2 separate regions of the Homo sapiens genome follow, and region 2 is linked to region 1. The links are chromatin loops, found by intact Hi-C in ENCODE. Cell type or tissue: Caco-2. All regions are shown on one strand. Each heading gives the region's core, and the rest is flanking DNA. Links, peaks and the distances in the headings are about the cores only.

Evidence for each region. Peaks named below come from ENCODE experiments on the same cell type or tissue, not always from the same donor. Only the 100,000 strongest peaks of a DNase experiment are listed, where the experiment ranks them.
Region 2: a loop joins it to region 1, with 23 times the contacts of the local background. A loop is called at or near these places in 2 of 110 quality-filtered maps.

Annotation. Positions count from the first base shown.
Region 1 is chr4:142,878,796-142,887,239 of GRCh38, reverse strand. All of the region lies in intron 3 of USP38-DT (USP38 divergent transcript), which reads left to right. Among named protein-coding and RNA genes, the nearest start is that of INPP4B, 37 kb to the right of the region's middle. In Caco-2, for the core only: a CTCF peak has its summit at 3,612 (motif pointing left); no DNase peak of the experiment used is centred there.
Region 2 is chr4:143,174,706-143,183,149 of GRCh38, reverse strand. The region is part of intron 1 of USP38-DT (USP38 divergent transcript); the gene reads left to right. Among named protein-coding and RNA genes, the nearest start is that of USP38-DT, 5.9 kb to the left of the region's middle. In Caco-2, for the core only: no CTCF peak of the experiment used is centred there; a DNase peak (open chromatin) is centred at 4,009.

The DNA of each region.
Region 1 (8,444 bases), core at 144-8,143:
TTATACTTCCAGCCTCCACTTTGAAATGTGCTACTTATGCATGTACGGTGAGCAGAGTTAACATACAGTTAAATCTAAAGGTTGACAGGCAATAACACATTTTACTAATTTTGACTCTTTCCATATATAACCTGATATCACACTTCCCTTTCAAGTTCAGTAGGTGGGGCATGTGCAGTTGAGCACAGATAAATACAAAGAGTAGGGATAGCCAACTCCATTGGTCTCCGGCGATGGTGGGAAAAACATTCTTTGCTGCTATCTCTGCTTGGCCACTGGTGCACTAGTAAGTTGTACTGTGGCCTGTGCCAAATTTGCCTTTGAGCTACATAAAGCAGCTTTAAGAAGAGAAGTTCTTTGTAACTCTTGTAGAGAAATTCTTGCAGTAGCTCAGACCAAGGGCAGAGGCTCTGCTGGATATATGGAGATAATTGGTTGCATCAGTCAGGAATTCCTAGAACTCAGAGAAGCCTGAATGCCCCAGGTCTTTTTCCTCATGAGTTGACATTTGCTCTCCCTCAGCAGCTACATTCCTGATTGCCATCTTCGTTTTCCCCTCCATTCTACGGCATCTGCTTCCGGCAAAGGTGGTATGTCTCTCTCGCTCCTTGTTCAGCTGTCCTCTTCTGTCGCTCAGGGCTGTTGAATTAGGCACAGGAATGCATCTGGTCTTCTCATATTCTTAGCTCCATGCAAGGGTCATTGGTTTACTTCCTCATGGTACTTACTTTTGGGGAGCTCCTTAGGGTGTTTGAAATTTGCATAGAAATATGCTCCTCTCAAAATCTTTTCTTGACTTGGTCTTAAATTTGGTAGGTGTTTTCAATAGATTCTGGGTTAGGCTGTGTTGTTTCCTAGTATCACTAAAAATTGTTTTTCTCTCTGCTTTTAATATTTGTTATTTTATCCAGGTTTTGGTGAATAAAATGGGGAAGAGAAATGCCTTAATACCTCTGTTTTAACTCTATTTTGGCTTCCCGGTGGGCTTTTTGGTGGTTATTCTTCCTGTACAAAGACCTAGTCTAACCTACTACCTTGTTTTCCTCTGGATTAATTTTCTCTCTTTCCATACTTCTCTCTTTCTCTAATACATATACACATACTCAGACATATAAACTCACTCTAAGATCAGAGTAGAAAATGCTTTTTGTTTAGTATGAGGTAAGTAGTAAATACTTGTAGGTTAGCAGTGAAGAACTCTGCGATATGGTAGTGAAACAGAATAAGAGGAAATTAATAACATAAAAAATTGCTGAGATTGACTTAAGTAATGCTTTTTGAACTCTATCAACTGAAGTAGGCTTTTTCTCTCTCTCTAAATCTCTGTTCCAGCTTATTACCTTGCAAGTCTGATGTTGCCTAAATAAAGAACAGATTCTGGGAGTCTTTATAAATGAACTTACAATGTCCTTCAAAAAACACTGAACTATGATTTCTCAAGGAATTGAAAATAAAATAGGTCCATTTCCACTTAACTGCTCTGATACTGACATTCACAAAATATAAGTAAAAAGAAGAGATACTGGAACTTTGTTCAATAGTTCTATGTTTATTGGCTTCTTTTTTAAAGGTGAGATAAATTTTAGAAAAGTACTTTAAATACTAAAATCATAGGATGCATTCTAAGGGAGACCATATTTCATCTAAATCATATGGAGAGTTATGAATAATTGGAAGGATTTTGACCTTTAGTTTGAGTGAAATAAGAAGCAAGTGTGAAGTTTTGAAGAGTAACACAATATGACATAACAGGATCACTCTGGTTGCTGTGTGGAGAAAAGACAGTGAGTGCAAAAACAGAGAGATCAATTAGGAGGCCAATGAGAGAACTCAGATAAGAGATGATGCTGGCTTAGATCAGGGTGGTGGCAGTGGGAATAGTAAGAAGTAGTAAAGTTAGGAACATACTTTGAAGACAGTATTTGCTAATGGACAAGATGTAGGATGTGAGCAAAAGAAGGAAGTTAGGATGAGATTTAGCTTTTTGTTCTGAGAAACTGTAAGAATAGAGTTACAACTACCTGAGAAGAAGACTAGAAAAATCTGGTCATGAGGGAAATAACGGGAACTCACTTTTGGACATGTTTTGTCTGAGATGTTTATTAGTCAAATAGAGTGGTTGCGTAGGCAGTTGGTATGTATGGATCTAGAGTTCAAAGAAAAGGTTTTGCCTGGAAATATAATTTGGTATCATAGCATATAGATGGCATTTAAAGCCGTGAGTCTGGATGAGATCACTACGGAGTGAATGTGGAAGGAAAGAAGAAAATCTTGGGCACACCCACTTTTAGAGTTTGGTAGGTAATGAGGAACCATCTAAGAGATAGAGCAGGACAAAAGGAAAACCAGGAGAATATAAGGTCTTCCTTCAAGGAATAAGGAGTGATCAACTGTGTCAAATGCTGATGACAAGTCAGGTAAGACAGGGACTAAGAATTGAACATTGCATTTAGTAATGTGGAGATCCTTGGAGATCTTGAGAAAAGCTGTTTATATTTACATGTGCATATTTTTAAATTAACTTATTCTCTTCTATGAGTATCCAAGCACCACAAAACAGACACTGTGTTTTCTTTGCTCACCAGAATATCCACCACTTAGTATAATAAGCATGTGTAAGTAGTTGTTGAATAAGCATATTCACTGAGGATGACCAAATTTTTATCTTTATTTCAGATCTTGTTCTCAGTTCCTAAATAATATATTAAACATTCATGGGAAACTCTCTCCCTGGATTTTCCACAGTCACCACCAATTATTAAGGGACTACTACAGACCAAACTCTGACCTTGGTCTTGGAATTAGAGAAACAAATTAAATAAAATCACCCTCCTAAAGAAGTTTGTCATAACTGGGGAGACAGACAAATGAACAGACAACTAAAATGCCCTTGGATAAGTTTAGTGATGAAAGTGAGGGAACTTTGTGAAGATGTGGAAAGAATACCAGGTGGGCCCAGGGGTGAAGGTAATGGGAATGTGGGGAGGTGAAGACTTCTCAGAGGCCACATCTTTGAGCCTAGTTAGCAGGCATCATCCAGGTGAAGGCATATGGGAAAGGCAAACCACAGAGCAGCATGTGTGAGATATGTGGGCGAGAACAGACATATCCTACAAATAGATACATATATTTCTTCTCAGCTTTTTTCTGGTGTGAACCCACCCTCCCATCCCTATGCCTCCCATCTTCTCTAGCTCTATTCTAGGTTTTTAAATTCCTAGTCTGTTTACTTCTTTCCTCTTTCCCTCTGTTCTACCTCCTTATTTGTGGCTGACTCCTCTTTCTAGCATAGTGCTTTTTCTGATTTCCGATTTCCTAGGCAGAAGCTTACTTCTTTGATTTAACTTTGAGTTCAATCTGATAATTATCTTCCTCCATATGCAGCCCTGAGTGATATGCCTGGACTTTAACTCCTTCTCCATTTCTTTCCTTCACTCCAGAGGGGCCTGAGACTCACATTGTTTCTCTTTCCTCTTTCATGTCTTCTTCAGAATCATATTCTCTAGTAAAGCCTGACGACCTGAAGTTTCCTAAACGTACCATTCTATTTAACACTTCTGAATGTCTCTTATGCCCACCATGAGCTTCCTCCCCAGCACACACTGCCCTCCTCTGGTGACTTACATTTATTCTGCAAGGTAACTAACAGATTGCCTCTATAGTAATGCTTTATCAATATAGATTAAATTAGGCTACAGTAACAAATACAATTAAAATCTGTGACTTAACAAGACAGAAGTAAATTTCTTGTATTTGGAATATCCTGCATGAGTCTGAGAGATGATCTGAGGAGGCTGTCCTTTTTGTAGAGGCCTAGCATTGCAAGATCTTTTGATCTTGCAGGAACTCCACATCAACAATGGGAGCAGGTTCCCATTGGAGCAGGTAAAGCCCATGGCCATGGGGACTGGTAAAGAGAGCATGGAAAATTGTGCACTGGGCTATTAAATGCTTCTGCCTGGTAGTGACATGTGTTGCATTTGACTACATTTCATTGGCATGTGTCCATGCATATATTCAAAGAGGAATGTGCCCCGAAGGGAAGGAGAACCAGAAATCTTAGTGATTACCAGTAATGTCCACTTTGTGGGACATATTAGTAAAACGGTATTAGTGAAGACAGAAGAGGAAATTCTGTGGCTTATTGGTTATCATTAGTAACTTATTTACTCTGTAAATTATATAATTTCTCTCCACCTTTGTTTCCTCAGCTCTAAAAATTGGAAAAACAAGAGCACCTACCTTGAAAGAATCATTGTGAGCGTTAAAGTGCTTAGAAAAGTACCTAGCACAAATTAAGTTATCAAAAAAGCACCATCAATTTTTACTGTGAACTCTTCCTTGAGCTACCTGCCTTATCGCCCCACCTTGCTGAATGAAGTATTTTTTCCTCTGTGTTTTTACTTTTCTTGGTGTGCAATCATAAATAGGTCCCTTTATCTCACAATTGATTATTTGTTTGGATGAGATTATGAGTTTCCTAAACCCCAAAATTTTGTCTATTCAACACTGTACTCTGGAATTTAACACAGTGCCTACCATAGAGTAGGCAGTCCATATATGCCTTGTGCATGAATGAATAAGGAAACAAAGGAATGAACGAGCTTGTAGTTTCAAAGCTCTGCACTGGGGAATAATAATGTTTAGTCTTATAAACTCTTCCTATCTTTTTTTCTAAAGTTCCACCCTTTGATGATATTCGAATTCCGAAACTACTTGTAGACAAATGTTAAAAGAATGGAAGCATTTTTTGTCTGAATATTTCCATACTTACAAGTATGCTTTCCTTATTCAAGACCTCAACTATGCTACTCACGGTGGCCCACCAGCTAGCAGCCTCAGTATCACTTGGGAGTTGTGATGCTGAGACTTGCTGACCCCACCCTAGACTTACTGAACTTCAGACTCCACCTTAGACTTACTGAATCAGAATCTACATTTTAACAAAATACCAGGTGATTCATATGTGTACTAAAATTTGAGAAGCGCTGGTTTACAACACTTACTGGAGTTGCCAGAATGAGCTTATGTACCGCCCCATTCATGTGGCTATGAGCTAGAGACTGAGAGAATTCAGCTACAGTGAAGTTGTTTTGGTTGACATTGTTTCTTCTGGTTGATTTAATACTGAAGAAAAAAACTTGCTTCAAATAGCTCTAATATTAGCAGAATATGTTTAGTATTTGGGGCATTATGAATTTAGAAATGCTTTGCTTGGGAAGTTAAAGGGTTTGACAGTTAACTTGATTAGTATTAATTGACTTTTTTGGGGGGGGGTCACTAAATGTAAAAAGCATACCTGAGAGAATGAGGAGGGGAAGGACATTGTGTAAGTAACAGATGGCTTTTGTCAGATGGTTTTATGACATGTAAGGTTGAGGTATTTCTTCTATACATTAGCTGACCCTTACAGTGTAGAAGACTTTATATTGCTTCTTCTATAACTTAGCTGATCCATATATTGTGGAAGACTTTATGTAAGTTCTTCTGTAAATTAGCTGACCCTTTATATTGTAGAAAACCCTGTATAGGTTCTGTGAAAGAGCTCAGGCAGCTTGACTTCATGTATGTCTATAAAGTGAGTAGTAATGGATCCTGGATAAAACCTTAAAAACATATTTTTAAAGTGTGCACAAACTGTACTCCCTGCTGTAAGTATTTTTCATGTGAATGATTGACGGTGATGCTTGATGTCTGCAATGACTCAAAGCAGGGAAGAGACTTGCCACAACTAGCTCACACATGAGCGGGGAATAATAGGGAAGCCAACAGAATCTAGCAAAAGAGTGATTTGGCATTATTTTAAAGTTTCTATTTCAGGGACCATCAAATGACAAGTTTTACCCACAAGGTCTATTTCATGATCTTCCTTGAAACTCTGTATAGAAGGAAATCTCCTATCCTCCCTCATAATAAGTAATACATTGCAGCATAGGAAATGCTAGTGCAGGGTTATGTGAGGAATTTCTTTTCTATGTGAAAAATTGCCAGAAAATTTCTTACAACTTTGAGGATGCTTTGGGTTTATGGGAGATAGTACAGGATACTGATAGGGTTGTATATAAATGTGGTCCATAGTTTTTTTTAAATAGTCACCTCTACCTAAGAATCATCAGGCTAGATTTGATCCCCAAAATTGCTATCTTTTTCTTAGTAGCTGTACATTTCTGGGCTGCTGAGATTGCGATATTCATTTTGTTTTACTCACAGATAGAAAAGCCATTAAAGATTTATTGGATAATATATTCATAAGAAAGTGATAAACATTCAATATTATCTATCAAATGAAAAAACACATGCTGATTTTTATCATATTTTTCTTGTTTCTTTAGCATACCTATTTCCTAGAAAATGTACCAAACATAAAAGAAACATGTTTACCAGGAGATACTGCTGTATCTTTTTAGCAACCATAACAAACAGTTTGCACAGCTATTTTAACTTGTTTTGATGGATTAACTGGTACTTATGACAACAATTTCTTGAGTAGATGATTATTTTGTAATGTTATTATCAACAATATATGGAAAACATCTTTCTGTTATGAGAAAGATCAGACATTAATGATGAAATAACTGAATGGAGATATTTCTGCCTTAACATTTCTTATTCATGTGTTTGCCAAAAATATTTCTATACTGTTATCTCAATGACATGGTGCTAAATATATATACTTTCTACAAAATCAAATTTGTCATGTTCATATATAGTACTTTATGTACATTGTCATATCCCCATAGTTACCAATCTATCATAGTGGCTCAGAAACAAAGTTTGTGTTTTCTCCTCTTTGTTGTTATGTGAACAACAAAGCACTTGCATAACTTAAAAAAATAACAGGTAAATGAAGCTTTGAAGGCAATTGCTTGTTTAAGAAGTAAACATCAATTATAAGTGAATAGAAAAGCCCAAAATAGCCAAAACAATTTTAAAAATGATGTTGAAGGTCACTTACTTTCCAATTTGAAAATTTATTTTAAAGAAATTCCAACATTCCTACATAACACCATGTCTGGTTCTGATGCCTGCTCTGTCTCTACCAACTGTATTTTTTGCCTTTGGTAGGCCTTGTAATTTTTTCCTTGTAGCCAGACATGATGTACCAGGTAAACAAAATCACTTGAAATAGGCCTTTAGAAATGTGGCAGTGAGGTGTTGGGGGAGGCAAGCATCATTCTACAGTTTTGTGATTTGGTCTTTCACTGGACATGTGCCACTGGACTTTGAGCTTCACAAATGTTTCTTGATTTTTAATTCCCCCTTGCAAGGTGGAGTTGGTTATTTCCTTCTCCTGCAGGGAAAGCTAGAGCAGATTGTACCCCCCTGGAGTTTTTAGATCTCAGAGTTGTCCACATTGAGCTTCCAGCAACTCATCAATTACAGTTCAGGTTTTCCTACCCTAGCACTGATTCCTGCCGTGGTTTCCTGAGTGGCTGCTATGGTAAGCCATGACTCCCTTCATTGTCCATCTATCTCTCCAATCCTGGGGGCTGCAGTTTGCCCTGTGTCCTCAACTCTTTTATGGATACTAAAAAAGTTGCTGATTTTTCAGTCTTTTTGCTTTTTTACTTGATATGAGGACAGAGAGGCAACTTCCAAGCTTCTCACATGCAGAACTGGACCAGAGTATTTATTAATATAACTTTATTGAAGGATACTATAGACATCATATAATTCATCTATTTAAAGCATACAATCTAGTGATTTTTTTACCAACTTTACCAACTTGTATAACCATTATCATAAATAAGTTTTAGAACACTTCCATCACCCTGATAATATCTTTCATATTCTTTTACTGCTAATCCCCAACTTCATCTCCCACACCTTGTCCTGGGCAATCACTAATTTTTTTCTGTTTCTATAGAGTTTGATTTTTCTCAATATTTCACAAAAATGAAATTATACAATATGTGATCTATTGTGTTTAGCTTCTCTCACTTAATGTAATGTTTGAAGATTGGTTAAGAACCAAATGTCAGTGACGAATAAAAAGACCCAACATAGTTACGTCGTAACATGTATCAGTGGTTGTTATGTATCATTCTTTACATAAAATTCTGTGTACATGATACAAAGAATGTATTATTCTTTCTTATTGCTAAATGGTATTCCATTGTACAGGTATACTACATCTTATCTATCCATTTGTCAGCTGATTGACACTACATTGTTTCAAATTTATGGATATTATAAATAATACTGTTAAGAACATTTATGCACAAATCTTTGTCTGGATATATGTTTTAATTTTTTCTTGGATAGACACCTCATAGTGGAATTCCTGGAGCATATAGCAAATTTATGTTTAACTTTATAAGAAACTGCCTAATTGTTTTCCAAGGTAGTTGTACCATTTCATGTTCACATCATAAAGTAGGAAGCTTCCTGATCTCTATATCCTGGCCAATACCTGGTATGGTCTATCTTTTTGAATATAGCCA
Region 2 (8,444 bases), core at 281-8,280, 300 kb before region 1:
GTATGTAATATGCTCTTTTATAAGATTTCAATTGAAAGTGGCCAACTTTAAATTTATTTTATAGCATAACTAAAAGTTCTATAATAATACCATGTTCCTTTTTAACATTTTAAAATATTTTCAGAAGTCTGTGGAAGATTTTTTTGCAGTGAATCATGCCACTAATCATTGGATTAGTGGGTGCTATTGTAATGGGCTTTAAAATTTCATATAAAGATTTAGTCTAAGGCCTCAATTGCCAACTACATGGTTTTACAAATATGTTAGATCTGAGAATGGAAGCTGAGTGATGGGGATGAAAGAGAAAAAGCACAGGATAAGGAGTGATTGTTTATTTAGCAACCTCTGTGTGCCTGGAACTCAATATATTACACTTTATCCTTAGTTCTCAAAACGGGGTTTTGGAAATAGATGTTAATAGCTACATTTTATAGATAAGGTATTGAAGCCAAAGGAGGTTAAAAAAAATAATCAAGTCTGACTCTAGAGTCTCTATTATTTCCATCATACTATTAGATGAAAAGTGTGTGTATGTGTTTATGTTTGTGATAAGCAAAGAGAAAAGGCAGTTCCAAAAGCAGTGGTTAGAGTTGGCCAACTGCAATAACATTATTGTGAGGTTAGTTTTCTCTTAGGAAATTTATATCACCTAATAGAATCAAAAGCAAACTGATTGTATAGATTAGAGAGGACTGTGATAAATAAACCATCATATGAAGTAATTACAAATAATCCCTGACTTTATGAAATTTATATTCATATGTTTTTTAAGTTGTAAAGAAAAAAAGACTGTAAAGAAACACACCAACCACTTTGATATGGTTTTTGTTTTAATGACTTAAAATGGACATCAAGCTAATCTTACGACACTATTTCATTTAATTTTTTTCACAGTGCAAAGTGAAAGCAAGTTTATTAAGAAAGTAAAGGAATAAAAGACAATTAAAAATTAAAAATATACCATTGGCTACTTCATAGGCAGAGCAGCCTCACTACCCTATTTTAAATCTTCCAGTGCTTCTCCTCTTAAAATTCAAATGGCTACTGTTGACTTTAAGGCCCTCCATCAAGTTGCTCTTGTGTCTTTTCCTACTGTTCTCATTTATTATATGTTTACAGCCTTTTTCTGTTCTCTAGAATCTAAGCTTCATGAGGTCAAAAAGAACCCCTTAATTTTATTAGTTACTTCTATATCTAGCAGTTAGAACACTAGGGTAAACAATCTATCAATTTTTTTTGTCTGTGAGATGAAGTCTCTCACTCTGTTGCCCAGGCTGGAGTGCAGTGGTGTGATCTCAGCTCACTGCAGTCTCAGCTCACTGCAATCTCCACTTCCTGGGTTCAAGCAATTCTTCTTCCTCAGCCTCCTGAGTAGCTGGGATTATAGGCACCCACCACCACACCTGGCTAATTTTTGTATTTTTAGTAGAGATGGGGTTTCACCATGTTGGCCAGGCTGGTCTTGAACTCCTGACACAAATGATCCTCCCATCTCAGCATCCCAAGGTGCTGGGATTACGTGAGCCACCATGCCCAGTTCAATCTAACTATTTTTTGAATGAATGAACTTTTAAAAAATGAAATGAAAAACATGGTTTAGAAAAAGTCGTAAGGAGTCTACACAGTAATTTCTAGAACTAAAAAACAAACTCAGCAGGGTTTCAGAATATAAGATAATAGACAAAAATCAGTTGTACTTTTATGTACTAGCAATGAACACATGGAAACCAAAATTAAAAATATACCATTGATAATTGCTCAAAATAAAAACTATGTAGGTGTAAATCTGACAGTGGATGTACAGGACTCATGCTGAAAACAACAAAACACTGATGAAAGAAATCGAAGATCTAAATAAATGACCATATACATGGATTGGAGGACTCACCATAGTGTAGATGTTAATGATCTCTAAATCGATATGCAGGTTTAATACAATTCCTATTAAAACTCCAGGCAGGTTTTTTTTTTCTTCTTCATATACAGGCAAGATTATTCTAAAATGTATTTGGAAAAACAAATCAGAGTAGCTTCAACAATTCTGAAAAGGAGGAATTAAGTGAGAGGGATCATTTTACCTGTGTTTGTTCTTATGCTGCTAATAAAGACGTATCTGAGACTGGGTAATTTATAAAGGAAAGGTTTATAAACACAGTTCAGCATGGCTGGGGAGGCCTCAGGAAACTTAAAATCATGGTGGAAGGGGAAGCAAACATATCCTTTCACATGGCAGCAGGAAGGAGAAGAACGAGAGCTGAGCTAAGGGGGAACCCTGTTATAAAATCATCAGATCTCGTGAGAACTTATATCACGAGAACAGGAAGGGGGAACCTGCCCCCATGATTCAATTATATCCACCTGTTTCTTCCTTCAACACGTGGGGATTATGGGCATTGCAATTCAAGATAAGATTTGGGTAGGGACAGAGCCAAACCATATCACTACCCAAAAATAATACTCATTGTATGCCAGGGTAATTAAGACAGTATGGTAATGGCAGAGAGACACATAGATCAGTGAAATGGGCAACAATAACCTAGACCCACACAAATACACCAAACTGATTTTTGACAGAGATTCAAAAGCCATTCAGTGAAGGAAGGATGGTGTTTTCAACAAATGGTGCTGGAGTAACTGGATGTTCATAGGCAAAAAAGAAATGAGAAAATTCTATAACTGGGAGAAAACAACAGTACCACTGGACTGTACTGCTACAGGGTTTCACAGAAGCCCCAAACTTATTTGGTCAAATCTTAGTCCTGGAGGAATTCCAACCTTCCAGGGGAACCCAGTTGTTACAATATGTAGATGAACTTTTAATATCTGGCAAAAGGAAGGCCGAGTGATCAGAAACCACCATAATCTTGCCTTATTTTCTTTGAGAAAGGGGATTGCGAGTCTCTAAGAACAAATTGCAGTTTGTAGAAAAAGAAGTTAAATATTTAGGACACCTGATTGGTGAAGGGAAGTGGATAATAAACTCAGAATATTGGGAATAGTGGGTTTGCCTTTGCCTAAGACAAAGAGAAAACTCCAAAAATTTTTAGGTTTAACTGGCTACAGTAGGTTATGGATTGACTCATATGCTTAAAAGACAAAATTCTGTATCTCAAGTTACTAGAAGAGGAGCCCAATCCCTTGTAATGGTCCCTAGATGAAATTAAGGCAGTGAAAGAGCTAAAGCAGGCCCTCATTACAGTCCTGGTCCTGGCCCTCCCATCTTTAGAGAAACCATTCTATCTGTTTGTAACAGTAGACCGGGGCATGGCCCTTGGGGTGCTCACTCAAACCTGGGGAGGGAAGAGGCAACCTGTTGCTTTTGTCTCCAAGCTTCTCGATCCTGTCTCTCAGGGGTGATCTGAATGTGTGCAAGCAGTAGCTGCGACAGCCCTGCTGGTAGAGGAGAGTCGAAAGCTAATGTTTGGTGGGGCCCTAATAGTAAACACCCCACACCAGGTCAGGAATATATTAAATCAGAAAGCTGGGAGATGGTTAGTGGATTCTCAGATTCTAAAATATGAAGCCATATTACTAGAAAAAGATTATTTGGTTGTAACACCAGATACTTGCCTGAATCCAGCCAGTGTCCTATGGAAAGGAGACCAGAACAAAGAGACATCAGATCATAACTGCTTAGATACCATAGAATACCAAGCCAAAGTTAGACCAGACCTTAGGGAAGCTCCACTACGTGATGGATTAGACTGTTTGTGGATGGGTCATCCGGAGTGATAGATGGCAAGGGACTTAATGGTTATGCTGTCTTTGATGGAAATAAACACTCATTATGTGAGAAAGGTAGATTACCTAATGGCTGGTCGGCCCAAAAATGTGAATTACATGCTCTTGACCAGGCCCTAAAGCTCCTTGAAGGCCAGGAAGGAAATATATATACTGATTCTAAATGTGCCTATGGGGTGGTACACACTTTTGGAAAAATCTGGACAGAGCGGGGCCTAATAAATAGCAAGGGAAAAGAATTGGTACACGGGGAACTGGTCAAACAGGTTTTAGAAAGTCTCCTGCTTCCAGCAGAGGTAGCCATAGTTCATGTAAATGATCATCAGAACGGGAACACTATAGAAGCTGTAGGAAACAGGTTTGTGGATGAAGCTGCTAGGCAAGCCTCCCTGGAGGAAGAAATTAGACTATTTAGCCTGATACCAGACATCCCTAAGGTGGTATTAAGGCCTCAGTTTACCAGAGAGAAGAAGGAAGAATTAGGCAGGATAGGGGTCACTCAAACTGAAGATGGGAAATGGGTACTTTCTGATGGGAGAGAAATGATAAGTAAACCCCTGATGAGAGAACTGATGTCTGTATTACTCCCCAAAGGGAGTCACTGGGGACCCCAGAGTCCGTGTGATGCAATATTTAAGAATTATGGATAGATAGGGATTTATACCCTCGCTAAACAAGTATGTGGAAGTTGTGTAACTTGTCAAAGGATAAACAAAGAGGTGATTAGAAAACAGTTCATGGGAGGAAGACCTCCTGGACTAAGACCATTTCAGAGCATTCAAGTAGATTTCACATAAATACCCAAAGTAGGAAGACTGAAGTATTTACTGGTGATTATAGGTTACCTTTCCAGCTGGGTGGAAGCCTTTCCCCTTCCAACAGCCACTGCCAGGAATGTAGTCAAAATAATATTATAACAGACTGTACCTAGATTTGGCCTGGTGAAAAACGTTGATTCAGACAATGGCAGCCAATTTACCTCCCGGGTGTTAAGGGGAATTATGGAAGGTTTACAAATTAGATGGGATTATTACACCCCTTGGCATCCCCCTTCCTCTGGAAAGGTAGAAGGAATGACTGAAACTCTCAAAAAGCATTTCACCAAACTAATAAACTAAAATGCCTTGGACAAAATGTCTCCCAATAGCACTCCTTAGGAAGTCCCAAGAAAAGACTTGGGATTGTCCCCCTATGAGTTATTATATGGGCTCCTGTATTTGGGCAGAGCTACAGATCTTCCTACTATGGAAACCAAGGATCAGTTCTTAAGAAATTATATACAGTCATTATCCTCCACCCTGTCATCCCTTAGGTTAAAAGGACTTCTGACTCAAACTCCTCCTCTTGAGTTTGCAGTTTGCCACTTCCAGCCTGGCGACTAGGTGCTGATTAAGACTTGGAAAGAAGACAAGCTCCACCCAAGCTGAGAAGGTCCCTGTCAAGTGCTGCTGACCCCTGAGATGGCCATATGTACAGCTGAATGGGGGTGGACTCACTATACTTGTCAAGGGACTGGTAAAAGAGACCCTGGAAGGGTGGGAAAAAGACCAGTGGAAAGTACATGGGTCACCTGAGGAACCCTTAAAATTAACTCTGAGATGAATCTAAAAAGAAAACATGGGCTGGTCCCATTTCTGGAAATTAATATGGCTGGGATGGGCTACTATGCAAAGAGAAGAAGGTCAAAGTAGAAACTATCAGGGGACTCCTCCCTACCCACTCAGGTTGGTAATTAATGTAAACAAGATGGTGGCACCCAAGACTATAAGATTTGATGACTGCCAAGGTTTTTACCTTGTAAGAATTTGGAAAATCAGAGACAGCTCTCACATGTGGATAAATATCCACTTCATATGAGGTGCTTGGAATAGTCAAATTAGAGGTTTCTAGGGGCTAGGGAGAAAATAAATGGGGAGTTATTGTTTAATAGGTACAGAGTTTCTCTTTCAAAGAATGAAAAGTTCTGTAAATGGATAGTGGTGATGATTGCACAACAGTGTGTACTTAATGCCACCGAACTGTACACTTAAGAATGGTAAATTTTAGGTTATATTTTACCACAATAAAAAATTAAAATCAACAGTAAAGAAATCAATCCAATTAAAAATGGGCAAAAGATTTCAAGACACATTTCAATGAAGAGGATTTACATATGGCAAACAAATGGAAAGTTGTTTAACATTTCTAGCTAATAGGGAAATGCAAATTAAGACCATGAGATATTATAACACATTTATTAGAGAACCACTAAAATAAAAAATGGTGACAACATTAATGCTGGCAAAGATGCAGACAAACTGATTTCTCATACATTGCAAGTGGAAATGCAAAATGGTTTAACCACTCTGGAGAATTGTTTGGAAGTTTCTTAAAAATTAAACATGCAGCTATCATATGATCAAACTGTTGAACTACTAGGTATTTATTCCAGAGAAATGAAAACTTATGTTCACACAAATACATATACACAAATGTCCAAAGCAGCTTTATCTGCAATAGCCAACAACCAAAAACAATCAAAATTGTCATCAGTAGGTGAATGGCTAAACAAACTATGGTCATCAGTATGCTGAATGGCTAAACAAACTGTGGTACATTCTTACTGTGGAATATTACTTAGCAATAAAAAGAAAGAAACTATTGATGGACACAACTTGGATGGATTTCAAGGGCATTTTTATGCCAAGTGAAGAAAACTAATCTCAAAAGTCACATACTATGTGATTCCATTTGTACGACATTCTCAATATGAGGAAATTTTAGAGATGAAGAACAGATTAGTGGTTGCCAAGGGCTAGGTATAGATGGGAGAGGCAGAGGGATGAGTAGAACTTTTAATAAAGGGGTAGAATGAGGGTAATTCTTGTGGTGATAGAATAGTTCTGTACCTTGATTGCGACTGTTGCATGACTCCATGTGTGGTAAAGTGGCATGGAATTATACATATGTTGTATCAATATCAATTTCCTGATTGTGATATTATGCTATAGTTATGTAAGAGGTAACATTGAGGTATAACTGAGTGAAGAGTACAGAGGATTTCTCTGTATTATCTTTGCAACTTCGTGTGACTGTATAATGATTTCAAAATTAAAAAGTTTAAAACATTTAAGTCTTTAATCCATCTTGAATTAATTTTTGTATAAGGTGTAAGGAAGGGATCCAGTTTCAACTTTCTCCATATGGCTAGCCAGTTTTCCCAGCACCATTTATTAAATAGGGAATCCTTTCTCCATTTCTTGTTTTTGTCAGGTTTGTCAAAGATCAGATAATTGTAGATATGTGGCATTATTTCTGAGGACTCTGTTCTGTTTCATTGGTCTATATCTCTGTTTTGGTACCAGTACCATGCTGTTTTGGTTACTGTAGCCTTGTAGTATAGTTTGAAGTCAGGTAGCATGATGCCTCCAGCTTTGTTGTTTTGGCTTAGGATTGACTTGGCAATGCAGGCTCTTTTTTGCACCAAAAGCAGTCCTAAAAGGGACATTTACAGCAAGAAATGCTTATGGCAAAAAAGAGAAAAGATCTTAAATAAACATTCTAATTGAAAAAAAAGTTTAAAACACAACACCCCTTAAAAAACCAACCCTGGCCATAAGTGGCCTGTACTTTCAATTAGGTGACTTTAGTCTGCCCTGTTTGATCTTCCCCACCGAAACAAACCCCAAACTCCATAATATTTAGAAACTAAGAGATTGGAACTTCCGACATCATGTTTTTTATTTATTTATTTATTTTTGAGACAGAGACCCGCTCTGTTGCCCAGGCTGGAATGAAGTGGCATGATCTCAGTTCACTGCAATCTCCGCCTCCTGGGTTCAGGAAATTCTCCTGCCTCAGCCTCCCAAGTAGCTGAGATTACAGGCGTGCACCACAATGCCTGGCTAATTTTTGTATTTTTAGTAGAGACAGGGTTTCAACAGGCTGGTCTTGAACTTGGCCAGGCTGGCCTTGGAAATTCTGGCCTCAGGTGATCCGCCTGCCTCAGCCTCCCAAAATGTTGGGATTACAGGTGTGAGCCACTGTGCCCAGCCAGGATTATGTTTTAAGAGGCAAATGGATTCATGACTATGCATAGACAGTGGCCTATGCAGCCTATGAGGCCTACTACACATTAATTCTTGCTCTTATCTAACTAGATGTAAATGGGAAACAAGTTATTAATAAATCATTGTTGCTAGAAATAAGGGTTTTAGTTCTAGTATTTATTAAATACGATTAAAATGTAGGGATTATATATATATCTATTTGAATTCTGTGTAATAAGGATTCCAACATGGGCCCTCTATCAGTTGGAATTGCTGTGACAGATTCTTTATGAAAAATAATCTAGAGAGTAATTGTCTCAGTCAGCTTGGGCTGCCATAACAAAATACCATAGACTGGGTGGCTTAAACAGCAGAAATTTATCTTCTAACAGTTCTGGAGGCTGGAAGTCCAAGATCAAGATGCCAGTAGCGTTAGTTTCTGGTGAGTGCTCTCTTCCTAAATTGCAGATAGCTGTCTTCTTGCTGTGTTTTCACGTGGCCTTTCCTCTGTGCATGACAGGAGAGAGAAGGATCTCTGGTTTCTCTTTTTATAAGAACATGGGTTCTATTGGATTAGGCCCCACCTTTATGACCTCATTTAACCTCAGTTACCTCCTTAAAGGTTCTATCTTCAAATGCCCATTGAGGCTTAGGGCTTCTACATATACATTTTTT